Linked DNA regions of Homo sapiens: region 1 is linked to region 2. Evidence: chromatin loops called from intact Hi-C (ENCODE). Cell type or tissue: PC-3. All regions are shown on one strand. Links, peaks and the distances in the headings refer to the core of each region. The heading gives the core; the rest is flanking DNA.

Region 1 (8,445 bases), core at 128-8,127, 210 kb before region 2:
GCTTTTTGTGTGCTATAAAGTACTAGAATGGCCATGTTTTCATTAAAGAAGAAGATATAGGGAATTTAGCAATTTTGGAAAAGGCTGAAGAATGTACTGCTTTCAGAGTAGGCTATATTGTGGATCTTAAAACACAAATGGCACCAGAAGTTCTGATTTTACTTATTTTTCCTATACTGAGATGTTTATGTTCATCAAAACAGTACAGAATGTTTTGAACAAATTCCTCCTCTGTTATCATCAGGATTTCATTAAAATATGCTGTCACACCTATCATCCTAAAAGTAGAATCACATTAATAATTTGAACACTTTTAAGTGATAAAGAAAATTCTGAACTGCAGGTACAAGGGGTTAACACCTAATTAGTTTATACCAATGATATATGTATAACTGGTTCGATGCCAACTTATTTTAATTGGATATTTAAGATTTTTTCCGCTTTTTCTCCATTTTTAAAAACGACATAATTTCCAATAAGTTGTACAATGGCCAAATCCACTTATAATTATACTGACATATATACAGTAACACAGCTCCTGAAACAGTAACAAGTATCATCTTGCCAAATTTCTGGTAGTTGCAATTATAGATTTTTATTTGCGACCATTTCTTTGCGGGGGAAGCCAGTTTCCACACTGAGAAGAAACTAGTCTTTAGATAACGAATCCAATCACACATCCACAACACTACATGTGACCACTTCAACCCATGTAAGCAAGATTATTTTTAAAAACTTGAAGAATGTGGGATGAGGAAAGTAAAATAATAAATGATGCTCTCATTGCCAAAAGACTTTGTGGGGAGATAATAGTGGGTATCATTACGATTTATGGTTGCAGCACAAAAATAATCATCACCCATCAATAATACACAGTCATGTGTGAGTATTGTTGCCAAAGGCTACAGGATCCTCATGCATCTCATTCTTAACCTCTGGCTATGTGTCAACACTATGATTACCTTATTCCAGATGATGTGAGCTGTTTTGAATGGTCCTGCTATTAAAACCAGAGAGTATCTCAACATGGCCCTTACTCTTACAGGCTCAGAATTTCACAGACTGCACTGGTGGAGCCTAGGCAACCTTGACTGGCAGGTTTGAAACAATGAGGAACCACACTGGATTATCCATTTTCTAAGTATTTTTAAAATTTACTGGACATATATATCTGGAATGTTATTTATGGACATCATTTACACAAGACACTCCTCCTCTAACATCAGTAACATGTGGCAGTCTTAATGATTGGGCTGCTTCTTGGGCCATTTTACATATTAAATTAGGTTCCACTAAGGGGCAGCAGGATACTAGACCCATCTTCTTTACCTCTTTGTCCTTTCATGATATTCTGGAAACTAAAGTATGTCATTGGGTTCCTTGCATAAAATAATATTCCTGTCGAGTGCCACTAGGACCCTTAATAACCGAACAAGGAAGCAAACAACTTCTTGAAAACCACACTACACTAGCATATTGCTCTTCAAGAATATTCCATGAGCAGTTCTCAGTTAATGCTAACACTAGGCTGAAGCATATAAAATTGCCAATATCTGAGCATTTGGTGCAGGCAAAATGGCAATTAAATATGAGCATGCAAAAGAATAGTACTTGTGTTTTGATGAACAGTGTGTATAACATACTAAATTTCACTGCAGTATGATATTTATTACTGCAGAATTAAGGCTAATTTCCATGAACAGGAAAAACATTGTTACTAGCATATCAATCGATTAGGCTCTCATTACAGTTCTACAGTGAAGGATACATACTTATCAAAGGAAAACCCTTTATTGCCTAGAATGTTATTCTGAGAGAACACAGAGTGATTGTTGAATCCTTACTGGAAATTCAAGTTGTATTCCATTTTTGCATACATCTGAGAGATCCAGAGATACTATTTAATATTTAAGATAATTAAATTTTATAGAAGTTAATTCATATATCTGTGATTTGATATCAAATTTTGTGACTCATTACATGAAACTAGTTTTTCAGAAATTCTGTAGTTATATGGACATGGTACTTGTTTTATTTTTTTCTAGGAAAAATAGAGGCATCTGTCTAAATATAAAATGCAGAAATCACAAAGTTACATTCCACAATTAAATGTAATGTTATAGAGTACTGACAAATGTTAGATTTTCAAAACCTAGCATCAATAATCTTTTTCTTTATAAAAATATATATTTGATTTCATGTGGAGAAAAGAAATGGAGTAGTACTTTGCATATTTTATACAAAACATAGGTGTTTAAATCATACTACACTTAGAGACTGATAAGCATATTTTCAAGGTTCCCCCCCCAGCATATTTTGTAAGGAAGATTTTGTAAGAAACAATATGCCATAATGTTTCTTACAAAAATATGAGTCAAAATATATTTATTTCATGAAGACTTTATAAAAATAAAATTTAATTCTTATTACTTAAAAGGGATATTATTTTCTACAGAAGGCAGTTTCTGCACACCAGACTTTAAGGAAGCACGTCTAAAAGTAAATATCTTGCTTACCTTCTGATATATTTCCTTCCATTTGGGGATTATGCAATCGAGTGTCAAAGCTATTTTTAAACAGACTAATGAAGTGTACAGCTTTTTTCTTGCTCTTTTGAAAGTGTAAATTTATTTTCTGTTAGTAGAAACAAAAGCTTAAAATCCAAAGCAGGGAACAACAGATTTGAGAGCAGATATCATTGAAGGGCCAGAAACCATGAAGCATACTGCTGGGTATTTGGGTTGTCTTTCCTGGTCATATCCATTTAGGGAGATTTTTTTAATCATAAAAGTAATATACATATTATTGGACATTTGGAAAAATAATACTAAAGAAAAAAAATCAGTCACGGTTCCTAAAACAGTATTTTGCAACATGCATATATTCACGTTTTAATAGTTGTAACAATAAATCTGCTGAAAACTCTTTTCATATAACATAAGCATATTCCAAGGCATTTTGTAGTCTTCAGAGCTATCATTTTTAAGGACTTCAATATCTCACTGAGTAGCTACATTTAACATAGTTTACATAACTATTCCTCTATTATTGAGTAAACCTGTCTAATGTCTAAGGGCAAGTAACCATTAGCTGACTTGTTACAGGGAAGATTTATATATCAGGCAAGGGCTGAACTTGAAACACTGAAATTCTTTTTCCTTTGAGCCTCAATGAAATGAGCACAGTGGTGTATAGAAAAAAAAAAAAAAAAACATGATGAAGACCCTGTGCAACTCTAAAGGAGCCAGTCTACATATGTGAAGCAAGCACACTGAAGCGGCATTTCCCTGGTGTGCATTTTTCCATGAGTCTTCCTAGATTCCATATTACTGTATGGAATAATATTTTATGGGACCATTAATCTTTGTCTATCTTTCTGGCCACCTTCTACCCCATCTCAGCATGAGTGGAAGAAAAAGATTAATTTTTTTAAAAAAAAAAGGAAAGCATGAAAGAGAAGGAGGTAGAAGAAGAAGTCAGAAAGAAACCAAAAGGCAAGGAGAGAGGAAAAAGATCAAGGTTGTTTAGTTAGTAAGGAAGACACAGTTCTAGGACAGTAAGATATTTATCTAGGCAGTTCCTTTAAAAGAGGTTGTCCTTAAAATAGGATTTGAGTAGGCAGGAGACTGAGATCAGGGAGACAGTACCTGAAACAATATTTTTGTACCATGTTGCCCAAGGCGTGCTACACTAACCAACATTTATTTACACATTATTTTTCTAAGGCCTGAATTTCTAAACTGATGAGAAGAAAAAGGCTAAAATGTGAAAAAGGATGTTTTTCTCTGTCAGTTACACACATCCATAGGGTTCCTAAATTTGGAAAACCTCTCGTTTTTTTCCAATATAATGTCACTAATCTCTATTCATTTGATTTCCCAATGCACTTAAGCCTATAGTTCCATAATGGATACAAGTTTAAACAAAAAGAAAGTGTTTTGTACCTATATAAAGGTAATCACAGGCAGGGGAAATGGTTATGAAAATTATTCAAGTTTCCACAGAAAGGCAATATTTTTATGTAAGTTTTAAAAACAAAAGGATTTTTTCCTGTCCTTCCAGAATCATAGTGAGAACTGAAATTAAAAAATCATAGTAACTAAAATATCATAGTGATGATTGAAAATCTCAAGCTTTGTACACACACACACACACACACACACACACACACACCTGACAAAGTAACCAGTTAACACAATTTATATTTGAATAAATCAAACTTCCTACAACCCAAATTAGTCATGAGTAAAGGCACTATACTAAGACATTCCAATAATATCCTGATAGACAGATCCTGTTTCAGGCCCCATAAAATGTGTATTTCTCACTTTGAGTGAGTTGACTCATTGCCATTAATAACCTACAAGAAATTTCTGTGCTTTTAGGCTCCAGGTAAAACTTCTTAATATACTGCATGGGAAGTTTATTAATGACTTGCTAACATTATGCAGAGAAAAGGAAGTCTTGCAAAACTGTTTAATATGTTTATATTTCTTGGCTCAATGTCACAAAATCAAGACAGCAAAAATAATATATAACTTCCCAAAACATAGTGATTCATACTGATTCTGTCTTAGCTTCTTAGCTTTTTCCAAGTTTCCCCCGCCTTTCTCAATTACACACCCATACACTCACCAGTTATAGCAAATACTGAATTGGTTGAACTCTATTTTGTTTGAGAAACAAGAACCTGATAGAATTTCTTGCCCTTTTTTGAGCCAACTGGAATAATGGAGCTACCCTTTGACACCTGTCCAGTAGTTATTACACAAAAGTGCAATTAAACCTTTCCCTCAGGCACCTCTTTGGCTGGCATGAGAGTGTCACACCACAACCATCAGCGCTGAAAATGAACTTGGCACCTTTCCTCATGTTTTCTACATTAGTCACTCACTTATACTGTATTGTTTGTCTTCATTCACAACTAAGATACTAATCTCAACAATGCTTCAGAGCACAGCACCCTATGAAAGGGAAGATGCTTCAGAATTCTCATAATAAGCATGAGGCTGGTGGGTCTTCTCTCCACTTCATCTGTCTCCTAACTCCCACAATCCAAGAATATGTTTATGTTGGTGAAACATGCAGAAAACTTTTAAACCAAGCAGGGAAAGAGAAAAGTCAAAAGTCACAAAAAAGCAACATGCAGTCTCTCGAGGATTCAGAAGAGGCATGAAGGGGAAAGGTTATGGGCATTAGGAGATGACTAACTACACTTGAACCTCACTCACACTTTCATTTTTAATCACTTGCTGTATATCTGTTGGGGCTGTACATCTGTTGGGATTACATGCCTGTAGTCCCAGCATTTTGGGAGGCCGAGTTGCGCAGATCACTTGAGGCCAGGTGTTCAAGACCAGCATGGTCAACATGGGAAAACCCCATCTTTACTAAAAATACAAAAGTTATCTGGGCGTGGTGTTGCACACCTGTAATTCCAGCTAATAAGGAGGCTGAGGCATAAGAATCGCTTGAACCTGGGAGGAGGAGGTTGCAGTGAGCCGGGATCGTGCCATTGCACTCCAGCCTGTCAACAGAACAAGACTCTGTCTCAAAAAAATAAAAATAAATAATATGTTGGGTGTCCTCTAGACAGCTACTTCTCTTTAAGCTAACTATTTGAAACAGCAGTGCAAGACCGGAGGGGCTTCACCAGAACCTTGTGAGCATTATGCATATAGTGTTACTTAAGAGGAATCAGATACATACTTATCTTTCACAAAAGCTGAGGCAGAAAGAGGCTAAGTGGGTCACTTGGTCAAAATAAGTAAAATATGCCAAAAGAATAATAAAATAACTTGGCAAGCCAGGTTCAGGTCTTGGGGTTATATTAATAGTTCAGTTGTATTACTGCTTTGGTTGCCTCACCTTGCATATAGCTATCATTTACAATATTATTTCTATGTGGAAATACTGAAAGTTCTAAGCAAAAAAAATACATTCATAAATGAATTTTTTAAAGAACTAACTCATAAAGTTGAACGTCGGTGAACATTTTATTTTATCCACGTGTATGATGCATTCTAAATAGTCATCAGGCCTTGTCTTATATGTTTATGTCGCATATGGCCTATGTGTCCAGTATAATGTTAACTACTCAAGAATCATTTGTAGTATATTCTATGCTTACTGATTTTTGAGTAGACATAAAATCACTATCATGAACTGTCAGAATACAGTATAGTCATCTACTGTTAAGCGACACGTGACTACACTGTATTCTGTCAGTTTGCGATAGTGAGAAATGTGATACTGAGAAAGGTGTGGTTAGGCAATTTCATCATTTTGTGAACATCATAGAGAGTACTTCCACAAACCTAGATGCGATAGCCTACTGCACACCTAGGCTATATGGTATAGCCTATTGCTCCTAAGCTATAAACCTGTACAGCATTTTTCTGTACTGAATACTTAAGGCAACTGTAAGACAATGGTATTTGTGTATCTAAGCATATGGAAACATATGATAGATACAGTAAAAATTGGGTATAAAAGTAAAAAATGGTACACTTACATGAATGGAGCTTGCAGGACAGGAAGTTGTTCTGGGTGAGCCAGTGAGTGAGTGGTGAGTGAATGTGAAGGCCTAGGACATCATTGTACACTTAGGGTACACTGAATCTATTTTTAAAATAAAACTAACTTTCTTCAATAACAAATTAGCCTTAGCTAATTGTAAATTTTTCACTTTATAAACTGTTTAATTTTTTGACTTTTGTACTAGCACTAAGCTTAAAACAAAAACACATTGTACAGCTGTATAAAAATATTTTTTCTTTATATCTTTATTCCATAATCTTTTTTTTAACTATTTAATTTTTTTAACTTTTTAAGCACTTTAAAAAAAAAAAACTAAGACACAAACAAATCATCCTAGGCCTGCACAAGGTCAGGATTGTCAATACTACCGTCTTCCACCTTAATCATGTCTCACTGGGTTTCTCCCAGGGGAGGGAAAGAGAAGACTGACTGAAACATATGTCCAGCAAGCAGACTTTCCAAAAGGCTTCTTGAGGGACTGGTGCCTGTCTTGTCCAGCTAACAGCATTAACAGGACCTAACACGCTCTAGAAGTCTGGGAGCCACTGAGAACAAAGAAGAGCTGAGCAGCATGTGGTAGCTCCAGAGAGAGCAAGAGATTACAAGCCCCTGAAAAAGAAAAGAGTAAATCCCTGTACTTGGTAACTTACAGGCACAAGTCCAGAGAACGCACAACTATAAAAAAGATTTGAGGCCCACAGAATCTCTAGGCAGGCTGATTAGGGCTGATTGGTGATTAGGTATTTCCCCACATGAATCCAGTCCTTAGAGATTTACAGAGGTGACTCTTTATTTCACATGCGTAGATCCAATCATAAAAGTTACAAGGCACATAAAGAAACAGGGAAACATGGCCCAATTAAAGAACAAACTAAATCTCCGCATACTGATCCTAAAGTAACAGAGGCATATGAATTATCTCATAAAGATTCAAAATAACCATCATAAAGACGTTCAACAAGCTCAGAAAAATAATGTATGAACAAAATAAGAATGTCAACAAGAGACATAAAATATAAACAAGAACCCAACAGAAATTTTGGAGCTGAAGAATACAATAATTTAGTGGAAAAATTTACTAGAGTGGTTCAACTGCAGACTTGATCAAGCACAAGAAAAAAACAGTGAACTTCAACAAACATCATTTGATAGTATCCAGTTAAAAGAGCAAAAGGAAAAAAATAATTTAAAAGAGTAAAGAAAGCCTAGTGACAGAGGATAAACCATCAAATGAATGAATATATACAACAAATAATAGTCATATATAACACCCTACAGTTAACATTATACTCAATGGTGAAAAACTGAAGCTTTTCTTTTAAGATCAGGAACAAGACAAGGAGGCCCACTCTCACCATTTCTATTCAAACAGTACTGGAAATCCTAGGTAGAGCAACTTGGCAAGAAAAAGAAATAAAAGACATCCAAATCAGAAAAGAAGACACGAAATTACCTCTGCTCTCAGATTACATGAAAAGACATGCAGAAAACGTTAAGTGCATACTACTAAGTGAAGGAAGCCAATCTTACCAAGCTACATGCTATATAATTCCAACTATATGACATTCTGAAAAAGCAAATTATGGGGACAGTAACAAGACTGTGATTGTCAGGATTTAAGGGGTTAGGCAGAGCATAGAGTATTTTTAGGGCAGTGAAACTATTCTTTAGGCTATTGTAATAATGGACACATGACATTGTATGTTATCCAAACCCATAGACTCTACAACACCAAGACTGAACCTTAATGTTAGCAATTAGTTGATAATGATGACAATAATGTGATAGTGATGTGTCAATGTAAATTCATGAATTGTAACAAATGTGTAACTCTGATGAAGGATGTTGATGATGGAGAAAGCTATGCATGTGTGGGGGCAGGGAATATATGGGAAATCACTGCAC
Region 2 (8,445 bases), core at 262-8,261:
AGAGAACATTTAACAAAGGATGATCAGATTCCATGTAGTCTCCTTCCTTTTGTTTCTTTGTATATAGTCACCAATCATTCATTCATTGGCTTCTTGTGAGAAGGAAAATGGTTACAAGGTAGTATAAAGAATCTTGGGTCTCAAGTAGGGTATTTTCTCAGGAGTGTCATAGAAGAGAGAAACAAGAAGGGAGAAAAATGCTGTAAAACATTGGATTCAACAGCGGAGGAAAAATAAAAAAGAATTTATTGAAAGATATATTTCTAAAAACAAGTGAAACCTATTAATAAAACTTACCTTTTATTGCCTAAGAGTTACAACGTTAGTTTCATTTCCAAATGATTTTGTTTAGCAATGGCTCCTAAAGGTATACTTTTCAAAATTTCTACCTTTCCTCCATTTCACTTTTGCAAAGCAGTTACTGATTTGTTATCCAAGGCTTACGTGTATTAAGGGAAGCAGTTAATGATTTTGCAAAATGAGGTCACACTTTTTGTAATGTGAATACTCACAGTTTATGTAATTGTTTAGCCAATTTATGTTTACTTAACATCGATATGACTATGCAGAAATGTTAATTTACCTTTTATTCATTTGATACCATAATCTTAAAATTATACTTCAATTGTTTTACTAAAATGAGTTTGGTATCTCAGAAAAATTAAAAATCTAGACAGCTGTTCATGCTAGCCTCTAATGTATGGAAACAATTTCTATGAACAGCTCATTTTGGATCCATTTTATTTCTCTTGGGAACTTAATATTTATAATATAGGTTACTTTTGAATCTTCTTAATTTTATTCTATTATTAAAAAACAATTAAGTCTTCTCTCCTATGTGGAGCCCATTAGTATTTTCAATGTTTGTGAGTTTCTATGGGTGGGGGCAGAGGGGGTGGTTCATATGTATGTCAGTTTGCATTTTAAAAAGAATTAGGGAAGCAGAAAAGTGCATGTACTAAAAATAACTTTAGAAATAGAACATTCACTTCTGGATTATGGGCAAAGAGGTAATGTTGGGAAAATAGACAATAAGACTTTAAGCAAGTTTTGTCTCCTTTGATTTTGTTTTTAAAGACTCCAACTTTTCTACTGCTAGATATAATTTTTAAGAGCTTTGCTCAAGGGAAGTTTAGGAATGTGAAATAAAACTGTCAAGGCAACAGCATGTATAAATTACATGGTATTATATTTCAAGGTGTACAAAAAGCTAGTGTTTTTGTTTTGTTAGCCTTAAGAGCACAGAGTATATGCTGTTCTCTTTGAAAACTTCAGTGCAGAAAAAGCATTAAATATTATACCAAATAGCAATTTGTATTCAATCTATCCTAACTTTTATTGCTTGTTTGGTTTTTTGTTGTTGTTGCGAGGCCATTGTATTATGATGTCAATTGCATTCATCACTAGCACTTATATTATCATAAGAAAAAAAATCATCTGAGAATAACGGCCAAAGGAATCACAGACACACAGAAAGACTGCATTTTAGACACACAGAAGTCATAGCTTAATTTCCCAAAGAAATTGAGTTGGTTATTTAATTCTGAGACAGATCTAGTTTGATTAAAAATCAAAAACATGATTCAGAAGAGCAAGTGAATTTAATATTACAGAATGATGTCACTATACTTTGTACTTTCTTTTTTCATGTAATAGTTTTTAAAAATCCTAAGAGCTAGACAACTAATTATTTGTGTACTTACTCATGTGCAAATGTTGATCACTTACCCCATTTTTGTTAACATACCAGATAATTGGCCAGTGTCTAAGTCCATTTGTGCTGCTATAACAAAATACTTGAGACTAGGTAATTTACAAAGAACAGATATTTATTTCTTACAGTTCTGGAAGCTGGGAAATTGAAGATCTAGACACTGGCAGAATTGGTGTCTGGTGTAGGCTCTCTGCTTCTAAGATGGCGCCTTATTGCTGAGTTCTCACACATCAGAAGGCAGAAGGGCAAAAGGGACTAGGGCACTCCCTTCAATCCATTCATAAGGTCACTAATATCATTCATGAGGGTTCTACCCTCATTACTTAACCATATCCTAAAGGCCCAACCTCTTAATATTGTCATACTGGTGATTAAGTTTCAACATATGAACTTTGGGGGCACATTCAGATCACAGCATCGAATACAAGTCTTATACCATATTTGTTCACATATCATGAATAGCCACTGAATTGTTGAGAAAATAGCCATTAACTATGATGGGGTTATCCTAATTAAAAGAATTTGTTTTCAAGCACAAGGAATTCTTGACTTGGATCTGGTCTATCCTAGCCACCTAGCTGAGTCATCTCTGACTAACTATTTAGCCTCTTTAAGTCACAGTTTCTATATTGCACAAATTAAACAGTGCAAACTAGTCAGGAAAGTGAACTCAAAATTCTAGGTGAATTTCATGGAATTTTGGTTTGTTTGTTTTTCTAGTGTTTGTTGGTGTTGGTGTTATTGTTGTTTTGGTGTATCCTCCAAAATAAATCTCCTTAAGACCACTCTTACCTTTCCTTTTTCACAGCATGTCTATGGATGTGTTAGATGGCAGGCTCAGGATACTTCGTATTTGTTATCAGAGCTATGCATTTCATTGATGAGTAATACAAGTTCAAGAACATGATTTCCTCTTTTAAGCAGGGAAATTTTTACCAGTGTTTTCCCATCCTGGACATCAAGCCACTTTATCTACAAGCATTTTCTCTTCACTTATTCATTAATGATATCTTCTTTGAAAGTTATTTGCTGAGTTTGGTGATGTTTTTTATTCTACCTATAAAAATTGTAAGAGTTTTCTTCAGAAAAATAGGCTGAGACATTGAGTAGAACATTGAAGACATTGATTTCAATAAATCTTGTGATGTAATTTCAAGAATACAAGAACTTCTACTAAATTTGATCCTTGCCTTACAGGAATCATCAAAACTTCAAAATCAGTTAACAGCAAACTAAAAAACAAATCAAAAGAAAATAATTAGGATATATGCTACCCAAAGCCATTTTAATTCATTATCTTTCTGTTTCATTATGTTTTCTCCTAATCACCAATTTTTACATAATAGTAAAGAGATATATTTTGCCATTAAAATGTATTTCAATATTTGCCAATTCATTGCATTTATTGTAATCAATTACAGTAAATACTATCCAGCCTTTATTTCTCATGAGTAGTTGTTTCTACACAATCTATGAAAATTCCAAGGTACAATACAATGTTGGAATTCTATCACCATATTCCTTTCTTGGTCTCTAGTCAGTAGGGAAAAAAAATCCACAGAATTGAGCTAAATTGAACAAATTATCAGCTTTATTTATGGATCTCCGGGAACAGCTAGACTGAACACTACAGCAGTGCTGCCTCCTTCCACTCAAGTTTTGGAATTCAGGATCCACACTATTCTGACTCAAACGTTAAGTCACAAGTGAGGAAGTTATAACTGAGACAGTAAAGATCTGACTTGGATTACTCATTTCATGATATAGAAATACAGAAATGTTTGAGTGCAGGTCTTTCCAAGAGATTGACAGAAAGCTAAGAAAGAACTGGCAAAGTCACCCTGCTTTGGCCCCACCCTCTGATTAATGCAGTTGATATGCAAGTCAAACTTCTCTCTCTCTTAAACAGAGAAGACACTTCTATGGGGAGGCAGGAGGGAGAGTTAGAAAGAGAAATCTCAATTGTTCCCTCCCAACTTGTCATCTTCCTCCACTTCCCTAGCTGCATAGTGGAATGTATTTTCTCTAATGAAAACATTTGGACAGTTACATCATTCGTATATGCTTCCACACACACAAACACACACATACACATACACACTATTATCCTTAGTTTCAAAGGGTGGTTCTTAGGTGGCAATATGTGGAGGCTTGATTTGAACGATTAACAAGTAAATATCCCTTTTATTAACTCAAGCAGCATACACTAAGAGTTCCAAGACAAAGTTCTCAGTACTCTGGAGCAGAGAAAAGCAGAAAGGGATAAAATGATGCACAGCTAAATAACAAACAAATGACTTCAAAGAGATTACAGTAAGTGTTTCAAATATAGGAACACTGACCAATTAGTCTTTTGTTTGATTTTTAGTGCCTAGAGCTTGTCGAGGTAAATTCTTAAATTATGAATGGCACCATACGAAGAAGTAAATAATCGTGAGCAAGTCAAATGTACATCTAATGAAAATTTTAGAAGAAAAGAAAATAAATAATAAGACAGAGGCAATATTTGAAAAAAAAATATTGCCAAAAGGTAACAAAAGTCACCAATTCAATAGATCTAATAATACACCAAATCCTGCATAGGCAAAATAAAAAGAATTCCTATTCACTCATATTATGTTGAAAGTTTAGAACACCACAAAAATGAGAAGGAGTAAAAAGCAACCATGAGAAAAGAAGGCAAATCAGACTGCCAATTACATATCAAAAAGAACAGCAGAAGTTGGAAGATGGTATAATAGCATTTTCAGTGTTGAGAGAAAATCATTGTCATCCGATTATATCCAGCAAAAATACCTATAAATAATAAGGCCTCTTGAGTAGCTGGTATTACAGGCATGCACCATCACGCCTGGCTAACTTTTGTATTTTTAGTAGAGACAGGTAGTTTGGCCAGGCTGGTCTCAAACTCCTGACCTGAAGTGACCTGCCCGCCTTGGCCACCCAAAGTGCTGGGATTATGGGCATGAGCCACCACACCCGGCCTAAAAAATATTTTCTGATAAGTAAAACTAAAAAATTTACCTTCAGAAGGGATGTAGACCTTCACTAATAACATTCTATTAGGAGTTCTTCAGGCAGCTAGACATCCTTATAAAAAGGAAAGTCTGAAAACCAAAAAGGTAGAAAGAAAAACCTAATTTGTAATAATAAAAGCTTTAATTCTCCAGGAAAATATTCAAATTCTAAACTTGTATGCATAAAATAATATATCTTCAAGATACATAAAGCAAAAATTGACAGAATTACAAAGGGAAAAAGAAAAATCTACCATTGTGAGAGCAATTTTAGTACAACTCTTTCTGTAACTGATAAATCAAACAATGATAGATTTCAAAATTGGCCACAGATTCCTCTCATTCCAGGATGCATATTTTTTGCAATGTGACTTTGTTACTTTTCCCATGAAAATGTGGAGTTTATTTTTCCATCATTTGAATGGGAGTTTGGGCATGTAATTTACTCTGGTCAAGGAATCATTAGCAAATAGGATACATAAACTTACAGTTTGGGGCTTGCTATCTTGCTGGTCTTGGGAACCCTGAAACCACTACCAAATGAATCAGCCTGGGCCACTCTGCTGGATAAAGAATGCCTTTGGGCTTAAGGTGGCACCCCTGCTGCTCACAATGTAAGGTCACTATAGATACTCTGTGGAGTAGCTAACCATTAATGCATGAGTATGTCTAGATAATCTCTTGGAGCAGAGATGAGCCTTTCTGGCTGAACTCAGGCCAAACTGTTGACCTAAAAAATTATGAGCAAATAATTATTATTTTAAACCAATACATTTTTAGAGTGATTTGTTTTACAGCACAAGCTAACTGATAGAGTTTCCAATTATAGAAAGTTCGAAGGTAAAATTAAATTACATATTGCTTATATACACATAATACAAAATTAGTAAAACTATTTCAAAAAGCAAGAGAATTATTAAAACAAAAATCAGAGCAATGCCTAGGATGAAGATAGAAATGGAAAAGAGCATATAGAGCATTCATAAAGTAGCCATGATACTCTATTTTTGACTTGGGTCATCAGTATACATTATTTGGCTTTTTAAAATTACTATCCTTTAAAAGGTATGTATGTGTATGTTTATATAGACTTCTACAAATATATTTCACATTTTTACAAAAAAGAAGAGTAAAAAAGAACAAACAGCAAAACCAAAAGCATGTACAGAGGAGAGGCTACAGGGAATAATAAATAGGAAGGAAAAAAGAGGCCTCCATAAGAGGCTGGAAATTATATTCAATCTACCAGTAAAGAAATAGAGCCAAAGACATCTGACTGAGTGGGAAAAGTTGGTATCTGAAAGTAAGGAAAAAGGATTTCCCTGGTCTTTGAAATATTTGTGAATTGCACCCAAGTGGAGAATCACAGGCTACTGAGAAAGTGATGCAGACCAGTTAAACAATTCCAAAAACTCCTGATATTGCCAAAAGATCCTAGGCAGGGAAAGAGCAACACATTACAGAAAATCAAACTATGAGCATCAGGAAGGCTAAAGTGGAAAAATGTAAGGAAACAAAAATGGAAAGTTTCCCCATATGTTTATCTATCTTATGTATAAACTGAACAAAGAAATAATTTATTACCAATTGGAACTTCAAGCTCAAATCTCAGTGTTGGACCTTGGTAAACTAAACTGACCCAGGTGGGAAATTATTTTTGCACAAGCTTACTTACTTCAGTCCAGAAGAAAGAATAGAGTATTTGGACTATACCCCTGAACTCAGGACTCCCCCTTGGACCTCTGAAGAGTAAAGCCCTGTCTAGAACACATGTGTCAGCAAAAAGAGAATAGTTTGCACAGAGAGCTCTCAGCCCAAGACTGGGAGAGCTACTCCTTTACACTACCACACTAATCCAGAGCATTTACAGAGGCAGAAAGAGCCAAAGAATACAAAGGAAAAGGAGACGGTTGGGGTTTCTCTCTCTTTTTTTTTTTTCTTTTTTTAGACTAAGTCTCGCTCTGTCGCCAGGCTGAAGTGCAGTGGCGCAATCTCAGCTCACCCTAACCGCCCCCCGGGTTCAAGTGATTCTCCTGCCTCAGCCTCCTGAGTAGCAGGGAATACAGGTGCATGCCACCACGGCCAACTAATTTTGTATTTTTAGTAGAGATGCGGTTTCACTATGTTAGCCAAGATGGTCTCGATTTCCTGACCTCGTGATCCACCCGCCTTGGCCTCCCGAAGTGCTGGGATTACAGGCGTGAGGAGTTTCTCTTAAGAGGGAGCAGCTCTGGCCAGCCTCTCATTAGGTTCTGTGCTATGAGAGGAACAAAGGAAACAAAGATGAGATATTTACCCTTCTGGGAGCGAGTGCACGATTGAGAATACTAATCAGGATCTAATGGTATCTGCAAGAGACAATGGAGATGCTAATCACAGGAGGTTGCGCTCACAGATACAAGGACTCTAGAGGTAGAGTGGCATTCATTCCTGTTTCCCAAGGAAAGTCAGATTGATACCACTGTTCTGGAGTGATTATTCATAGCATTCCCTCCCACTTTTTTTTTTCTTTTTTTTTTGAGATGGAGTCTCACTCTGTCACCCAGGCTGGAATGCAGTGGTGCGATCTCGGCTCACTGCAACCTCCACCTCCCTGGTTCAAGCAATCCTCCTGCCTCAGCCTCCCAAGCAGCTGGGACTACGGGCACACGGCCACCAAGCCCAGCTAATTTTTGTATTTTTAATAGAGATGGGATTTCACTATGTTGGTCAGGCTGGTCTCAAACTCCTAACCTCGTGATCCACCCGCCTTGGCCTCCCAAAGAGCTGGGATTATAGGCATAAGCTACTGCGTCCCCCCCCAACTCTTAAAAGTGTCTCTGTGTCAACAATAAATTATACAGTCATCCTAATTATAAGGAAAGTGTTTCGAGGGAATTTCAGGGCAATGAAGCAGAAAGCAAGCACCTGTGTTTTGGTACCATCCCTCAGTAACACCCACTGTGGATAAGCACCTCTTTTCCAGGACATGAAATCCAATCCCTGGATCCTGCCCAGTCAGTTCTCATTTCCTTCCTTTTCCCCTGTTTCTCTAACAATAGAAATCATGCCATCACTATCTTTATTTCAAATGAATGGAAATCTCTAAACATTTTTGGTAGAGTAATTCAATGAGTCACAAGAATTATAGCAAGCCCTAAATTATAAGATTCAAACTGGAGAGAAAGATGGAAATATGGGATAAGAGAATTTGAAAATTTCTGTTCTGGAAATTTCTTCATTTTCATTTTAGTCCTCTCTTTTATTATAAAATGCCAGCTCCAAAATCAATAGATGCTGTTTTCAATAGTGTTAGACAGTTACATTTTTCCTCAGGGAAGCATATTAAACCACATTTTCAGCCCAGTGACTTTCATTTCATTTGCTTATACTTACTTTCATTCATCCTTGTGTGCTAGGTGTATTTTCAGCAGCTAGAGGTTTTTTCTTTTCTTTCTGAATTTAGAGATTATATGGCTCTTCATTTACAAAATTTATAGACTTGCTACTGAAGATGATTGACAAGTTCAGTTGTCGTTGTGCAGAACTGTAAAATATCTACAATGCATCTCCTAGATCCCAGCTTTGCTTCCTTAATTTCCATTCTTATGCGATTTTAGCAGCAGACTTCTAAAAGCTCCTGTTTGCATTTTTTAAAAAAAGGTGCAAACTCTACCATCTGTCTCTACAATGATCAAATTTTTCTCTAAAATAAATATAGTACCAAACTGATGT

Evidence for each region. A loop is a pair of places that touch in the nucleus more often than their neighbours do. Peaks named below come from ENCODE experiments on the same cell type or tissue, not always from the same donor. Only the 100,000 strongest peaks of a DNase experiment are listed, where the experiment ranks them.
Region 1: it touches region 2 in a loop (7-fold over the local background); 4 of 110 quality-filtered maps call a loop at or near these places.

The regions. Positions count from the first base shown.
Region 1 is chr1:215,110,723-215,119,167 of GRCh38, reverse strand. The region is part of intron 2 of KCNK2 (potassium two pore domain channel subfamily K member 2); the gene reads right to left. Among named protein-coding and RNA genes, the nearest start is that of KCNK2, 32 kb to the right of the region's middle. In PC-3, for the core only: no CTCF peak of the experiment used is centred there; DNase peaks (open chromatin) are centred at 4,327, 4,607 and 4,867; H3K4me3 peaks cover 1,120 bases; H3K27ac peaks cover 1,703 bases.
Region 2 is chr1:214,896,979-214,905,423 of GRCh38, reverse strand. No RefSeq gene overlaps it. Among named protein-coding and RNA genes, the nearest start is that of KCNK2, 180 kb to the left of the region's middle. In PC-3, for the core only: no CTCF peak of the experiment used is centred there; DNase peaks (open chromatin) are centred at 2,303, 2,583 and 3,513; H3K4me3 peaks cover 1,643 bases; H3K27ac peaks cover 3,269 bases.